Regions from separate parts of the Mus musculus genome. Here region 1 is linked to region 2. A link is a loop called in an ENCODE intact Hi-C map of the cell type or tissue named here. Cell type or tissue: heart. All regions are shown on one strand.

Evidence for each region. A loop is a pair of places that touch in the nucleus more often than their neighbours do. Peaks named below come from ENCODE experiments on the same cell type or tissue, not always from the same donor. Only the 100,000 strongest peaks of a DNase experiment are listed, where the experiment ranks them.
Region 1: a loop joins it to region 2, with 11 times the contacts of the local background. A loop is called at or near these places in 15 of 42 quality-filtered maps.

The regions. Positions count from the first base shown.
Region 1 is chr12:119,023,048-119,031,047 of GRCm38, forward strand. No RefSeq gene overlaps it. Among named protein-coding and RNA genes, the nearest start is that of Abcb5, 61 kb to the left of the region's middle. In heart, a CTCF peak has its summit at 3,438 (motif pointing right); no DNase peak of the experiment used is centred here; H3K27ac peaks cover 668 bases.
Region 2 is chr12:119,321,585-119,329,584 of GRCm38, forward strand. Gm46331 (a long non-coding RNA gene) reads left to right here and starts at 4,661. Exons shown (of 3, transcript XR_001780539.1): 1 at 4,661-4,832; 2 at 6,120-6,346. In heart, a CTCF peak has its summit at 4,021; no DNase peak of the experiment used is centred here.

The sequences.
Region 1 (8,000 bases), 300 kb before region 2:
TCTGTCTCTGTCTCTCACACACACAGCCACATACCAATAATAAAAATTAATGAATATCCAATTTATAATGTGTCTAAAAGAAATAAGATTCTGATTTTAATTACTTTGGATATAGATGTTTAATTGCTTCTATATAATCTGAGTTTTAACCCCTTATTGGATTGATGACCTTGACTTCCTTCTGTGTTTATGATCTTTCATCTATAAACTTGTCCCATACAGTCCCATTTCTCTATTTTTTTACTTTTTGTTTCTTACAGTTTTGTGTGTGTGTGTGTGTGTGTGTGTGTGTGTGTGTGATCCTGTAAAATCCAATCTCATAAAGCTTTCTGGCTATGTTTTGCCCAGGAATTTTATAATTTCAGTCCTTGGCAAGGTCTTTAATCCATTTTGTGCTAAGCTTTATGTATGGTGCAATGCAATGTAACTCTCTTCCTTCACATATGCAGTTCCCGTTTGAGTCGCCATGCTTTCCACATTTCATGGTTTTGGAATCCTCACTGAAGATTAACTGAGCTAGGCTCCAGGATTAATTTGTGTGGTCTGTTACATTTTTCTGTACACACACACTTGTGCCAGTACCACACTGTTTAGATTACTGTTCTAAAACTATTCAAAATTAGGAAGTGTGAGACCTCTATTCTTTTACAGTGTAAATTTATATACTTGGGAGTTTTTTGGTGGTTCCTTATGAATTTCAGAATTTTTTCTGTTTCTATAAAAATAACTGTGATTTTGATAGGTATTGCATTTAATTTGCTTACTTCTTCACAAGTATGGAAATAATAAGCAAATATAGTTTCCAACAGGTTTGCTTGCTGCTTCTTCCGTCTCATCTGTGTCCATGGTTTTCAGAGTTCATATCTTTCACCTCCCTAAGTTCATTCCTAAGTATCTGACTGTTTGGGCACTACTATAAGTGATACTGCTTTTCTTAATTTCCTGTTTAGTTTGCTTATCCTTGTCAGTCATACAGTTAGAATGTTTTGTTTGTTTTGCCTTGTTTCTTTCAACTTTGATAAGTTTTTTTTTATTAGTTATAATAGGGTTTTTCTTTTTGGCATGTATAGAATGTTTGGGAGTTTCTAAGGATAATGTCATGTAATATCATCCAAGCACAGTGGTAATTTTACTTCTTTCTTTATTTGGAATCTTTTTTTGGCCTGCCTCCCCCTCTTTTTCTTGCTTAACATTCTGGCTTGGAATTCCATGCTAGGCACGTAGGAGTAGAAAGACCAGGCTTTCCTGTTCTGTTCTTGATCTTGCTTGAAAACACATGAGCCTTTTCCCATTGACTATGGTATTGGCTCTGGTTCCCCATCCCTATATATAGTCTTTATTATGCTGATGTAGTATCCTGTTTTTAGTTTGTTGAGTGTTTTCATTATGACTAGATGTTGAATTTGGAAAAATAACATTCTGCATCAGTTCAGATTATAATGTGGTTTCCTGGTCTTTCATTTAGTTAATACTACATCATTAATATTTGTGTGTTGAACCATATTTGTGCTATGGGAATAAATTACACTTTGTCATGAGGCATAACCCTTTTAATGTCATGCTCAATTAAATTTGTTGATATTTTGTTGATTATTTCTGCTGTATGTTCATCAGGGATACAGGTTTATGGTTTTGTTTTCTTGCAGTGTGTTTGCCTGTCACGTATATCTAGATTATACTGTCTCATAAAATGAGTTTGGGAGTTGTCTTAGCTTATTTTCTGTTATGGCAACAGGATCCTAGACAGAAGCTTTGTGCTAGAAGAGATTTATTTTTTGATAAATAATAGTTGGAGCCTGAATATCCAAGTTTGGGTAGTCAAATTTACTGAGTATTACATGGTTATGATACAATACAACAGAAGATACCCCACAGCAAAGGTAGAAATCAAGGAGCTCAGAGGGGCCTTTCATACACCCCATCATCTACAATATCTACCTGGATCCAACACACTCTGTGGGACCACCATTAATGCTGCTGGCTCAGTGTGATCATGACCCAGTCACTTCTCACTAACCCCCATTTCTTAAAGGTCTGATCACTTCTCAGTAACTCCCAAGCTTCCAGCACACGATCCTTTAGAAGAGACTATCAAATCCGTCAAAGAAATGTCCCCTTATTTTCATTTTTTTTGAAGATTTTGAGAAGAATTGCCTTTAATTATTCTTTAAATATTTTGTGGAATTTTCTGGTGAAGTCATTTGGTTCTGGGCTTTTCTTTGTTGGGATGTTTTGTTTTGTTTTTTTAATATGTCACCATCTTACTTACAGGACTGCTTAGACTTTCTGTTTTATCAGGTACAAGTTGTGTTGGGTGGTATGTTTCTAGAAATTTAAGCATCATTTATAGTCATTTCTTTTAGTTTATCTGACTCAGTATAAAGTGTTTTCAAACTATTCTGCCATCGCCCTCTTAATTCTGTCACATCACCTACATGGTTCCTTCTAATTTCTGATTTTAATTTATTTTTTATCTCTCTCAATCTGAGTAAGTATCTACTTACTTTGTAGATAGCTAATAGTTGAGAGAACACTCTTGGAGTGTTTGTCCTGTCTGTAAAATGGGCCAAGCATGTTCTGTGCAGGCTGCTGAGCCTCAGAGACAGCATGTCACTTCTTCTTTACAGCCTTTTACTTGGTGCTTAATAAATAGCATTGAGTCAGGGAAATTCTGTAATAAATTCTGCATCTATTTTATCCATTATAAAAAATCAAAGCCTTTAATCCTCATAGCTCTTCACACCCACTTCTTAGAAAGTGTGACTCTTGCCTCTGCTGTGTGTGTGTGTGTGTGTGTGTGTGTGTGTGTTGTTTGTTTGTTTTGTTTTTGTGTTATTTTCCTCTTACCTATATGGCACTTTGTTATGCATGTTTAATATTTTTGAAAAATAATTTATTTATTATTATTTTATGTACATTGGTGTTTTGTCTATATGCATATCTGTATAGGGTATTTGATCATGTAGTTACAAACAATTTGTGAGCTACCATGTGGGTGTTGGGAATTCAGCTCAGGTCCTTTGGCAGAGTAGTCAGTGTTCTTAACCACTGAGTCATCTCTCCTACTCCTGCATGTTTAATTCTATAAAGACAAATTACTTGGGGTTGGAGAGATGGCTCATTCATTGCTGCTCCTCCAGGGGATTTAGGGCTTGATTCTCAGCACCTACATGATGCCTCCCAACATCTATAATTTCAATTTCAGGGGATTTGATGCTCTCTTCTGACCTTTGAGAGCATCAATACACATGTGACAAAACATCCAATACACATAAAAATAAAATTAAAATTAAAAAGAAAAAGACAGGCTACTTTTACAAACCTTCCGTTGTTAACTCTATTTTTAAAAATCTAAAGTATTTAAAAGATTTCCTTTCTTTTATGCATATGGCATTTTGCCTGCATGTATGCATGTGCATCATGTGAATGCAGTGTCTGCAGAAGCCAGAAGATGGCACCAGACTCCCTGGAACTAGAGTTATGGATGTTTGTGAGCTGCCATGTTACAGGAACCAAATCCCATGTGCAAGAGCAGCAGGTGTCTTAACTGCCAAATCCTCTCCCAAACCACTAAGAACTCTTGTCCTATACTAGTGGTGATAACTTGGTAGAGAACTTTTTTTCTAAGCTGATTAGAAACAAAAATCTTTCCTTTTACTATAATAATTCCAGTGTTTCCACTTACAATGAAACCTTTTGTGTAACTGTCTCATAAACCTCAGAAGCTTCAATCTGTGTATCTGCATTTGCAGGATGTAGTTTTACCATTTTGGAAGAAGGGAAACCTTTCTTTTTCCTTTGACTTCTCATGTGTGTTTGTTTGAAAGTCTCTTGTTTGAATTACAGCTTGATTAGACATAGCTGACTTTTAATTTTGACCCAGTTAAGGACTCTGAAAACAATTATAGGCACAGATAACAAATATTAATTTTTTATATTAAATTCTAACTCCCAAAACAGCATTTGGGTTCATGGACAAAGAAAAATTCACTGAATCCCTTGATGGAAATTTATATTCAATGCATTATTGGCATTATTATTATTCTGTGACACAGGCAAAGATTTACCATTAGACAAAGGAGAATGGTACCTGAGTATACAGAGGAATAAGCATTATTACACTTTTTGAAAGTTATTCAAGTTAATTGCAAAGGTAGCAGAAAGTTCAGCATCCTCTTTGTTGGATCTTATTATTTTTATATGAGAGTAATATTAAAGGCACTCGATTTAAATTGCTCCTGTCAGCCTTTACTATGCCCACAAACAACCTTCAAACCTTAGCCATGGGTTGTAGTTTTGTTGGTCCCATTTGGCCTTCATGTGCTTCTAATGCCTGATAAGCACCCATGGTGTGAGGCCTACTGTTCTCATTGTGGAGAAGCCCTGAGGACATAAATAAACCACAAATTCATATGACATTCCTTTAGTCAAAGCAAGTCACCAAGCCAAGCCTGAATTAATAGTACAATTAATTCTGTCTCTTGGAAAGCCCAGCAAGGATTGGAAAGTACTCATTCACAGTAATTCAGTCCCTAGCAAGAAACTACCCTATGAATTCTGCTGAGCTTCCATGCAATCCTGTAACATGTACAACATGTCGGCTTATAAATGTCAGACTACAAATATCTCATTTCTAGTGAAAGAACTTTATAAACACAAGATAATTTTGGGACATAGATTTCTTAATTCAAAACGATGCTACATGTCAACTCTGGAAAGTAGGACTCAAAGTGGAGCTGTGGGTTGTTGACCCCTCCTGCTCCTTCAGTGTCTCTGTACTCTTTTCTCTGCCTTCCTGGAAATCCCTGAGAGGATTCTGCAAAGTATATCTTGAAAATCACCAGTGTCTTGCTTCTTGGAGCAGACTCCACAGATGGTAAGAGGTGTTGGGTTACAAAGCGTGCAAAATGTTTGGGTGGGTTGGGAAATGTTAAGCAGAGCTGCAGGAATTCTCGGAAGCTTTAGAGTGTTGATGTTCCTTTAGAACTATTCGGGAATGCAGGTCTCAGAATTCCCAAAGCTTTTCTGAAGCAGCTCACTGTTTTAGATCATATCTTAGAGAAGACTATACTAAACAATGCTTTCTGGTAAAAGTATATATTTTTGTAGAAGTATATATCTGGCGCAGAGACCCAGGACAGGACTACTGTCTGAATTTTTCCTCATTTGGTTAGTTGCATTAGGAGTCTCCTTTTGGTCATGTTCTTGGGCTTCTTCCTATGACCTAGGCATACTTGGGCAATGATGTAAATGCTTTTGTGGGTATTTTAACCTTTGAGAACAATAAGCCTGGTTAATGCCTTTGTTTGGAATCAATGTGAAAGACATTGAGTGACCATGAGTGATTGGTTTCACAAAATGAAGGATTGTGTGAGCTGACCTGAAGTAACTGTGGTCATCGCCCACAGCATTAGCAAGCACTCAGGGATTCCCCTCTGATGCATTTGAAGCTTCATTCATGAAGAAAATTATAGATGTTGAAAACTGTAATTTCCCATAATACACCAAAATACACAAATTACTAATTTTCCCCCCTTTTGGTTCACAAACAAGTGGCTGTTGTTAATCTGTGTAATTTGTGTCCTAGGTTACTTGTTTGCAAAGCTCCCTAGACTGGCTCATATATCATTAGAAGGTAAATTTGAGTCCAGTTCTTATCCAGAGTTTCATAGGAAGGGTACATTCTCAAAAACCTGATGGCATAAGTAGTACAGATCCAAATTCCTGTTTTAGAAATGCGTATTATTAGCACTACATATGGATGGAAGAATATTCATGGAGAAACAGACTCTGGAAGCCTCTCCTTCCTCTTTTCCTCTTAGGTTGCTAACGTTTTGTGAAATATTAACTAACTGCTGTCATATGAGGACAATGACAATTAAGAACCCTGCAGTGAGGTGTGAAAGGGTGAACTCACCTTCACTCCCTTGCACCCAATTCTGTTTTAAGTAGGCCTTGTTTATTTCCCCTTCTACCAGGAGAATTTTCATATTTCATAAAAATAAACTTTTTGAAAGGAGAGCCTTAATTATTTGTATTAGCCATTGTACAGTAATGCTTCTAGTAATGTATCAATGTAATTACAGTAATTACTTCATAATAAACATGCACATATGTAATATATATAAATAAAATATAAAATGAAGTTTTAATTTATACTTAAAATATTAAAAAAGAATTGCTGATGTTTCTCTATTACTTCTTCTTAGATTAATACAATTTCCTCAGAAATATCACTTTTAAATCTTCTAACTTAAAGTTTTTAATATCTTCTCTCTTCCATCATAATAGTTTCAATGACATGTAAGAAAAGACCTATTATCTAGTGACCAGCTTACTCAGGCAACTCAAGCTCATAGGCTACAGACTGTGCTTGTGTAAGGTAGACCAATGTAAGGGGGCCCAGAGAGCTCAGAAAAATGCTCTTAGAAAAATGTGCCTATTGTCTAGGCAGGACCACACCCAGTTTCTCCCCATGGGATGGTAATCTGGAGTCAGCCACTTCCTGGGAGAAGGAGAAATAAACAAAGCCTGCTTAAAGTAGAATTGGGTACAGCAAAGGTGAATTTGTCCTAGTAGACCTGTGAGGAGAAATCCCTATTTAGCATCTCCTGTACATGCCTGATGGGAGCATGTATATGCTTAAAATTATGAGATGTATTGAGAGACATGTAACAGCTTGTCTGTTAATCAGGTTAAGAATCCACTTCAACACCACCCATACCCTCCAATATACAGCTTCTTCCATTTGCCTAAACTCAGTGAAAGTGCTCAAGTTATGTGGTTGCTTGGTTGTTCCATTTTGTAAGATGTATTCTATGAGTCTTCTCTTAGTTTTAATAAATCTGAACTTTCACTCGTATTGCCTGCCTGGTAAAATCCTCATGTTTTGCAATACCTGAGACCCTCCTCTGGTGACAGGAATGTCCATAGTGCTGAGCACATTGCTTATCATATGGCACATAATGAGTGATTAACAATATTACATTTCTAAGCATCACTGCAGTCATTGGGTTTGGGCAGATATAACACATGCTTAGTGTCAAAACAAGTTTGTTTTCTCCACATTCTGACTCCCAGGTGTTTTCCATCTCAGTATCCTCTAAAGTCTTCTTCATGTAACAAAGACTGCCTGCCTTTTGTAGAAGTTAGGTCTGGTTCTATCTCCCAGCCCCATGTTTCCAGAAATAGGACACAGGCTCAAAATACATTTACAAATAATTTGTCCATATAGTGAGGCTCTTCTCTGACTAGATCATAACTTAATATAGCCAATTTATTTTATCTACATTCTGGTTACCTCCTGAACAAATCTTTCCATGCCTGGCTCTACCTCGGTATCTTTTCTGCCACCCAGATGTTCCACCGCTTATTTCTTGCCTAAGCCATAGGCCATTAGACTTATTATTGATGGGTGACACATCCATACAGACATAAGATATTCTCTCTACAATTCTCTCTCTTAGTCTAATAAAAGGCTTTTTTTTTTCAAATATAAGTGAATTGGATATAGGGAATATAATCCTTACCTGATGTTTTTCATAATTGTGAATATTGTATATAATTTATTGATGTAAGGGAAAGAGGATTTTATTGGACTAAAAGGGGAAAGTGTAGAGAGAATCTCTTATAAGCAACATCTGTCAATAAAAAAGTTGATGGCTGATGAGCTGAGGCAGGAAATAGGAGGTGGGACTCTGGCAGGAAGAAAGAGGAAATAGAGAATAAAAGGAGATGTAGGGATAGACAATGAAAGATTCAAGCAAGATGCTCAGAGAGATTCTTGATTCAAGATTCTTGATTCAAGATTCTTGATTCTTGATTCAAGATTCTGAGAGAGGATGCTGAGAGAGAAACTGAGGGAGATGTGAAGAATGAAGCAGGCTTGGACTGAAGGAGAGGTAACTAACCAAGTGGTAGAAAAAGAATAGTTTGAAAGGGTTAAATAAATTATGAGCTAGCCAGGTAATGAACCAAAGCTTATGGCCTAGGCATGTATT
Region 2 (8,000 bases):
ATGGGAATTTCCTCAGCTTTGGTTAGAAAATGGGGCATCTTAATTATTAAAAAACCCACAGGCTCTTTTTCCCTTGTGAATAATGCAGATGTGTCACCAACCTACTGCTTGATTAGTTCATTCCGGGTGGTTCCTAGGAATGGCACATGAATATTTACTCAGTAATATCTCAATTTTCTTCTGCTCTGTGGTTGAATCTTCTCTTAGGTGCATGAGGATGGTTCTTTGGCACTGAAGGTGAGTCCCTGCACTTAAAGAGGTTGATTGTTGATATTGTCATGTATAGAGCTCTCTTCCATCAACTAGAATGAGCTCTTACCACCTCAGGGCCAAATGGAGGTTCATGGGCCTTCTTCTACTCTACCTTCATCTAGTAGTGTTGAGATGTCACTAGACCTCACAAAACCTTGGTCTCCTTCTTTCCTCTCAGTGAAGTTTAGACAGTACCTAAAATGTCAAATTTTGGAAAGGAGAACTATATATGAAGGAAATATTTGGCTTTTATCTTCATGTTTGATTCCCAGTCCTCCTAGGAGGGAATTCAAATATTCTCAGTCTTTCTCTGAGCCAAACCCATCTTGAAGATGTCCACTGTCAATGTGCCCAACGTTAGAATGACCCTCAGGAGCTTCTGTGTGGTATAGAGAGTGCAGGATATAGAGTGTTCTATATATGGTGCTATAGTCCATCCTTTAATTTGAAAAAGTTGAAAGAAGCGGAGGGAGAACACCCTATATTTAACAAATAAACTCAGAAGTGATCTTTCTCTAGATTCAAATATATAGCTCTTCTAGATGTTCACACTAAATATGTTCAGCAAGCTTTCTGATAGTGACAATGTTAGAAATTGCATATCAATAATGATGTGTATATTCTTGGTCAAATGCTTTAGAAAGTAAAGGACTGGTCTGCATTGTGATTGCTATGGTACATTCAGCATTCCCTTATGTTGATTACATAAAATTCCTTGCCATAGATAATTCCAACATTAAATGTAGTCTAGCTTATAAAATAGAAAACCAGCCTATATATGTGGGCATTTAGTTTGTATCAAGAGAGAAAAATATGAGGCCCAAATAACATGTTGGGCTTCAATATAGAACTGCTTGCACTTCCCATCCAAAATGGAGGACAGAGTTATTTGTGTTTCCCTCAGAATGCCATCTCTAAAATTGTTATAATGACATGATATTTGTAATGTCAGTCTGAATCATCAAAAGTTGACCAAAAAAAGTCCCTGAGAAGATCCTGTCTGCCTGTGAAAGACCTAAATGTGAATTAAAAAGTGTTCATTCCATGTTTTATGCTCTTGCCATAATAGACTTCCTAATATATATTTGGTTGCTTTTATATAATGTCATGTATTTGGGGTCAAGTATACACCTGTGAAATTATCACTTTTATCCAGGCTATAGACATATCCATCATATCTCAATATTTTTTCTTACCTCTTTTATTATATGACTACCTTACCAAAGATCTTATCAATTTACTTGGCTGCTCTTAAGTATGCAATATGCAGTGTGGTTAGCTGTAGACAGTATTTACCACTTCAGGACTCCAGAGTATCAAGTGTTTTTACTTTTTACTGAAGCTTGATGCATTTTGTGTACCCTTCCCCTCAGTCCTTGGCAACAATCATTTTAAGTTTCTGCTTCTAAGATTTTTGACTATGTTAGATTCCATATGTAAGTGAAATCATGTGGTGTTTGTGTTTCTGTGTCTGGATTATTTCACTAAGAGAAAGAAATTTTGGATCCAATTCCTTAGCAGATTGAAGATCTTCCTTCTTTTGTTTCAAATAAAAATATAAAAAGATCACAGAGGAAATCTTGCTCATATTACTCTATACAAAGAAGGAAGCACTGCTGGGGCTCTTTCCAATAATCATAAAACCTCTACAACATTTCAGTCTGAAAAGATGAAAACTTACATGACTCAGCACTAACAACTCCATCAAGAATCACTGTGTCCAGTCAAGTATTAGAGTTTCTCTACCAATGCCAGCTGCCTTACAGTTTTTCTCTTTCTCAATGTGCTAAGAGAATGTGTGAGAACACCAAGGACAGCTCTTACATTGTCCATGACCAGAAATACATTGATCATCTTTTAACAAAGAAGGGGATGACCTTTTTCAACAATATTGTAAGCCAAACAACTTTCAAATTTGTATTAGAAAGTGACCTCTTTTGAAGGGCCATCTTACTAATAATGCAATGCCATCTGCAGGTATAAGATATTCAGTGTGACTCTATAACATCTTCTCTGTGAGACTTGTACAAAGTTGCATTGTTTCTTTACTCAATGAAAAGAAATATGGGACAACAATTGTTTAGAGCTATTTCTGTGGAAGTCCTTAATCTTACCCAGAGCTAGATAGCAGGTTCATTAGCAACCTACAAATGCGGTTAGCTTGCGTACAATGTCCAAAACCTTGATGTCTTGCTATAAAAGTTTGAAAGGATAAATTTTAAAGTATGTTATATGTATTTTGATGCAAGCAAGAGGAGAAAGCTACACCAAAACACAACTAATCAAAACTAATTCAAGTGTATTAGGACTAAATTGTTAAATAAGGCATTAGCATCCCTGATGTGCACTCCTTGGAAAGATTTTCACTTGTCAATAATTAAAAACAGAGTATAATATTTCATCAACTTACAGTAGAAAGCACAGTATATGTTAAAATTTAAATGGCATATATAAATATACAAATAGATTCTAAATGTAAAAAGACAATATGTTGTTTTTAAATGTAATTTTTATGTGTATGACTTCTTTACACTAGGAAAAGTTTTTCAATGAGCTGTGATAGTAGCCAGGAAGGCCATTGATGACATACACAGACTCTGATGTTTAGTCAAGTCATTTAAAAATTGGGACAATTTTAGTTGTCTCTTTATCAGGTTGTTTAAAAACTGGATAGTTAATACAGTATTTCTTAACTTCACAAATGGAAAGCAGAGACTTTAGACTGTAAACAAAAGTTTCAGGCTGGCCAAACTTTCTCTTGTTTGGTATTCATCTTTGGGTAAATTTCAAAACTGATGAGCACTAAGGCTTATTAGTGTTAGTCTTTATGTCATAGATATCACAGGCTCCTGGGGCTTCATATTTCTCCCTAGTACAGTGTTCTTATTACCCATCTCTCCTGCTGTTTTTCTGCTTAAGAGATTCTCAAGCTGGCTGTATAAGCCAGATAATCCTGACTTATACTTGTTTAGCAGAATGAGATTTTTAAAATTTTGCTTGTTTGGTTTTAAGACAGGGTCTCAATTTGAAGCCATGGCTGTCTTGGAACTTGCTATGTAAACCAGGCTGATCTCAAACTTATAGAGATTTCCCCTACCTCTGGAGTGCTAAAATTATATGCTCCATCATACCTGGCACAGTCTTTTGTTATGTTATGTTTTGTTTTGTTTTGTTTTGTTTTTTTGGAGACTGGGTTTCTCTGTATAGCCCTGGCTGTCCTGGAACTCACTTTGTAGACCAGGCTGGCCTCGAACTCAGAAATCTGCCTGCCTCTGTCTCCCAAATGCTAGGATTAAAGGCGTGCACCACCACTGCCCGGCTTAAAAATGTGTAGCCCAGGCTGGCCTCGAACTCGTGATCCTCCTGCCTCTGCCTCCTTCAGCAAGTCCTACCGGCGTGTGCCACCACTACCGGCTCCTGGCACAGTCTTACACATGTTGCTGGTGGCTATAGTCATGCTATTGGGCATAATGGGCCTATGGCCTCACAGTCTAAACTCTTTACTATTTAACCCTTTGTTGAAAACATTTGCTGACCTCTGCTATACATTAGAAAGCATTTCTTTACTTCTGTGAACAACATTGGCATTTTGTTACTTGTTCCTGCTAGCATTCATCTATAGTTCTTTAAAATTGTTTCCCTAGAGTAGCTAATTCATCAGAGAAATGACTGGAATTTGGAAAAGTATTAAGGAAAGAATGAGAAGAATACATGCATCTGAAAAAGATGGGCTTGAAGGTGCTCAGTACATGACTGCCCTTTGCTGCCATCTATGGGTACCAAGAGTCCTCTAAGTTCCTCAGTCTTTTTCTTTTTTCTTTTTCTTTTTTTTTAAATTAGGTATTTTCCTCATTTACATTTCAAATGCTATCCCCAAAATCCCCCATACCCCCCCCCACTCCCCTGACCACCCACTCTAACTTCTTGGCCCTGGCATTCCCCTGTACTGAAGCATCTAAAGTTTGCAAGACCAATGGGCTTCTCTTTCCAATGATGGCCGACTAGGCCATCTTCTATTCATATGCAACTAGAGACACGAGCTCTGGTGGGTACTGGTTAGTTCATATTGTTGTTCCACCTATAGGGTTGTAGACCCCTTTAGTTCCTTGGGTACTTTCTCTAGCTCCTCCATAGGGGGCCCTGTGATCCATCCAATAGCTGACTGTGAGCATCCACTTCTGTGTTTTCTAGGCCCCAGCATAGCCTCACAAGAGACATTGGGAACAAAACACCAATGGAAGGAGTTACAGAAACAAAGTTTGGAGCTGAGATGAAAGGATGGAGCATCTAGAGACTGCCATATCCGGGATCCATCCCATAATCAGCCTCCAAACGCTGACACCATTGCATACATAAGCAAGATTTTGCTGAAAGAACCCAGTTCCTCAGTCTTAACATATAAGTTGTATTGAAATGTTTTCTCTGTTTTAAGCAAGTAGACTTATGATGTACTTTCTGATTTTTTTCTTCTGATAGTACATATGTCTGTCCACATTGAAATCATAGACACTGACAAATATACAGGAGAGAGGAAAGCTTTCAAATAAGTGGTGATTAAGTCCTCAGGAAAATGCTATCAGGTATCATTTGGTGTGTGTGTATGTGTGTGTGTGTGTGTGTGTGTGTGCGCGCGCGCGTGTGTGTGTGTGTATACACAGCAGTATATATAACAAATGTATTTTATGGAATAAAAACTTTTAACTTAGCTAGTAGAGAGATATAGCAGCTATTAATTTACTGACTCTACCCCCAGCCTAGCCATTTTCCTTGCCCTGTAATAACAGAGATGGGTCTTGTTAAACAGGGTCAGGGTCAGTGTTTACTCTCCAGCAAGTCAACCATAACTCCTTCTAACTCATGCCTTTCAGGTGGCTTGCTTTGACATCAGCTGCTGTCTTCCACCATTTTTACTCAGTTTATTATGATTTCAACTCCTGTTGCAACTTTTTTATATTTCCCTTGTTCAGATTATTATATGGTTTCTCTCTTCTGATTACAATGTAACTAAAATAACAGAGAGGTAAGAACAGACTGTGTTTGTTCCTAAAACATTTTATCTAGTAAGCAAATTAAATTTCCCAAGTATAAAGAGTCCATGGAGTGAATTGGCTTTTGTATAAGCCTTAAAATGAAATTACTGAATCATTTTCTACTTAACAAGATCTCTTTAGTGTATGAGCAACCTCTGGGAATTCAAGAGCAATAATAGGGAAGAGAAAATATTCATTTCACAATTCTACCCATTTCCTTCAGAAAATGAACATGAAAAGAAAACATTTTCCAGTTTTGGTTTCCTAATTCATTTTACTCTCCTTCTTTTCAAAGTTTCCTATTCTTGTTTCTTTACTTCAGTCCTGGTGACCCACTGGAAACTTTAGACACCTGTTTCTATAGCACTGCTTCTAAGAGAGCAGTTAGATGATGTGTGCTGAAACCCAAGTTAAAATTTCTTTGTGGGTAGTAGATTTATAAAGGTAGACCACTGAATACCATTGTAGCTTCACTGAATCAGAATCCTGAAAGAGCAGAAAACCAGAAACCTACTACAGTTCTGTTTTTCTTCCATGCAAGACTACTGAATTAGTAACCATTTATAATGGTATTATCCAATATTAATTTGCATTCTAATATGAGAAGTTCTAGTTTATTATAGATTAGATTAGCATGTAATCTTGGATTTACTTTTATCTGGGATATTTTAACACTTGTTACAAGAGATTGTACAGTCCTTGAGTAAAAGCTCAGCCTTAGATATGGATGCTAGAGTCCACAGGCTCAAAAATCTGTGTGGTTGAGCTTCATGGTGAGCTTCTGAAAACAAGATGCATGCTGCTTATTTCCGCCTCAGACAATGATTCTCTATATAGATAAGTGAAGAAATAGTGGAGGTGGTATAAGGAAACTCTGTAGTGATGTGTGGAGGAGCCGATAATGGAAGTTGCACACACCCAAGATGGAGGCTGGACAAAAGCCTTGAGTGAGAAGCAAGGCCAAAAGACTCAATCATTCCTCAGCAGGGGACAGAAGGATTGCAAGGAATGAGAAAGTACTTAGTGACCATCCATGTCCCACCATTTCCAGACATTTCTCTATGGTGAGTAATTATTTATAAAAAAAGAAAATATTTTAAAACTTCTTTTGACTTTAATAAGTATCATATTATATAACTCAAGGTTGACATACAAAGATATTTACTGTTTTTTTTTGTTTGTTTCTGCTCCCTCACTGTCTTCCCTTTCTCTCCCTCCTTTCCTTTTGGTGAAAGATATAAAACTCAAGACCTCTTAAATACTTAGCCAGTGTTCTACTGCTGAGCTACATCTCTCATCCCACCTCTATAGTCAAATTACCCTGAATTCCCTGAAAAACAACCTTTAGGGAGAGAGAAGTCCTGTAATGTTTGTTACCTATCTACTTAACCTTTCATCCTTCTGACTTCTTATTTTGAACTATTTGTAAGTTCACATGAGTTTTCTTGATATTTATATATTTATTATATACATCTATAATATTTATAGCCACTTTTTACAGTGAGAACATATTGCACAGGTAGAGTATGATATCTAAATGTGTAATATTTATTTTTAAAAACTCTAGATAATGACTGTTTATGTAGCTGGAAATTTAGTAAGTGAATAATTATTCAAGGAACTGTGTTTGCTGTGCTACTTGTAGTAATGGAGTACTTAGCAATCTGAGGTCAATCTTAATAGACCCTGAGTTCATTCATTGCTATGGTTAGGGGGTATCATTAGTTATGACTTATTGAAATGCTTTAGTTAGTCACCACATCCTTCTACTTTTGAGACTTGGTAACTCTGGACTCAAAGAACCAACTCATATTGAAAAATGTTTCAAATTTCTCTGTCCCTTCTTATTAACATATTGTAGACAAACAGAAGCAGGAGATGAAGAGAAAGTAGAACTGTTTTGACCAGTGCTACACAGACAGCTGCTGGAATATGATATGCTCATGAAATTGATTTTCTTTTCATGAAACTCATCATATTCTCCCTTCATTTGAATTTTCTCTGTGTTAGAACTTGATTCTTAATATTGGCACTACATTTGAAAAGCTTTGATTCTTTTGTAAGATATTCAATTATTGACTCCCTTTCAATTTTCTACAGTTTTAAACTCTAGAAGACTTGGATATTAATAGAAGTTCTACCAGCTATGGTTTTTCTAACCATGACCAGTAAACTTTAATCATCCGTGCCTTTCAATTTCACCTGTATACTCAGGGTTATCTAGAACAACACTGCAAATAGAAACTGCAGATAGATGTGTAGGAGGGAATTTATTAGGGAAGTTGGCCACTGAAAAGTTCCATGACAGGTCTTCTGCAGGCTAGAGACCACCACATGGTAAATCCCAACTCAGAGACCCTCACAACCAAGAAGGCTGATAGTATAACTCTTACTTCAAGGCTGAGAGTCCAAGTACTCATTCATGGAGGGGAGCAATGCAACCTCAAGACCAGAAAGCCTGGGGTTCTGATGTGTAAAGCAGGAAACAAGGATGGAGTAGTTCTCAGACAGGTGTAGGTAGGTGTATTCACAAATTCCCCCAGGAGTGGCTATTCACAGAACAAACGTATATTTCTTACTGTGTGGTGACCTGGTTAGCTTTAATTTTCAACTTAACACAGGCTAGAGTTATCTGAGAAGAAAGTCCCAACTGGAGAATTATCTAGATAAATTTGCTTCTGAGCAGGGTGTGAAGGATTGTCTTAATCGTTAATTGAT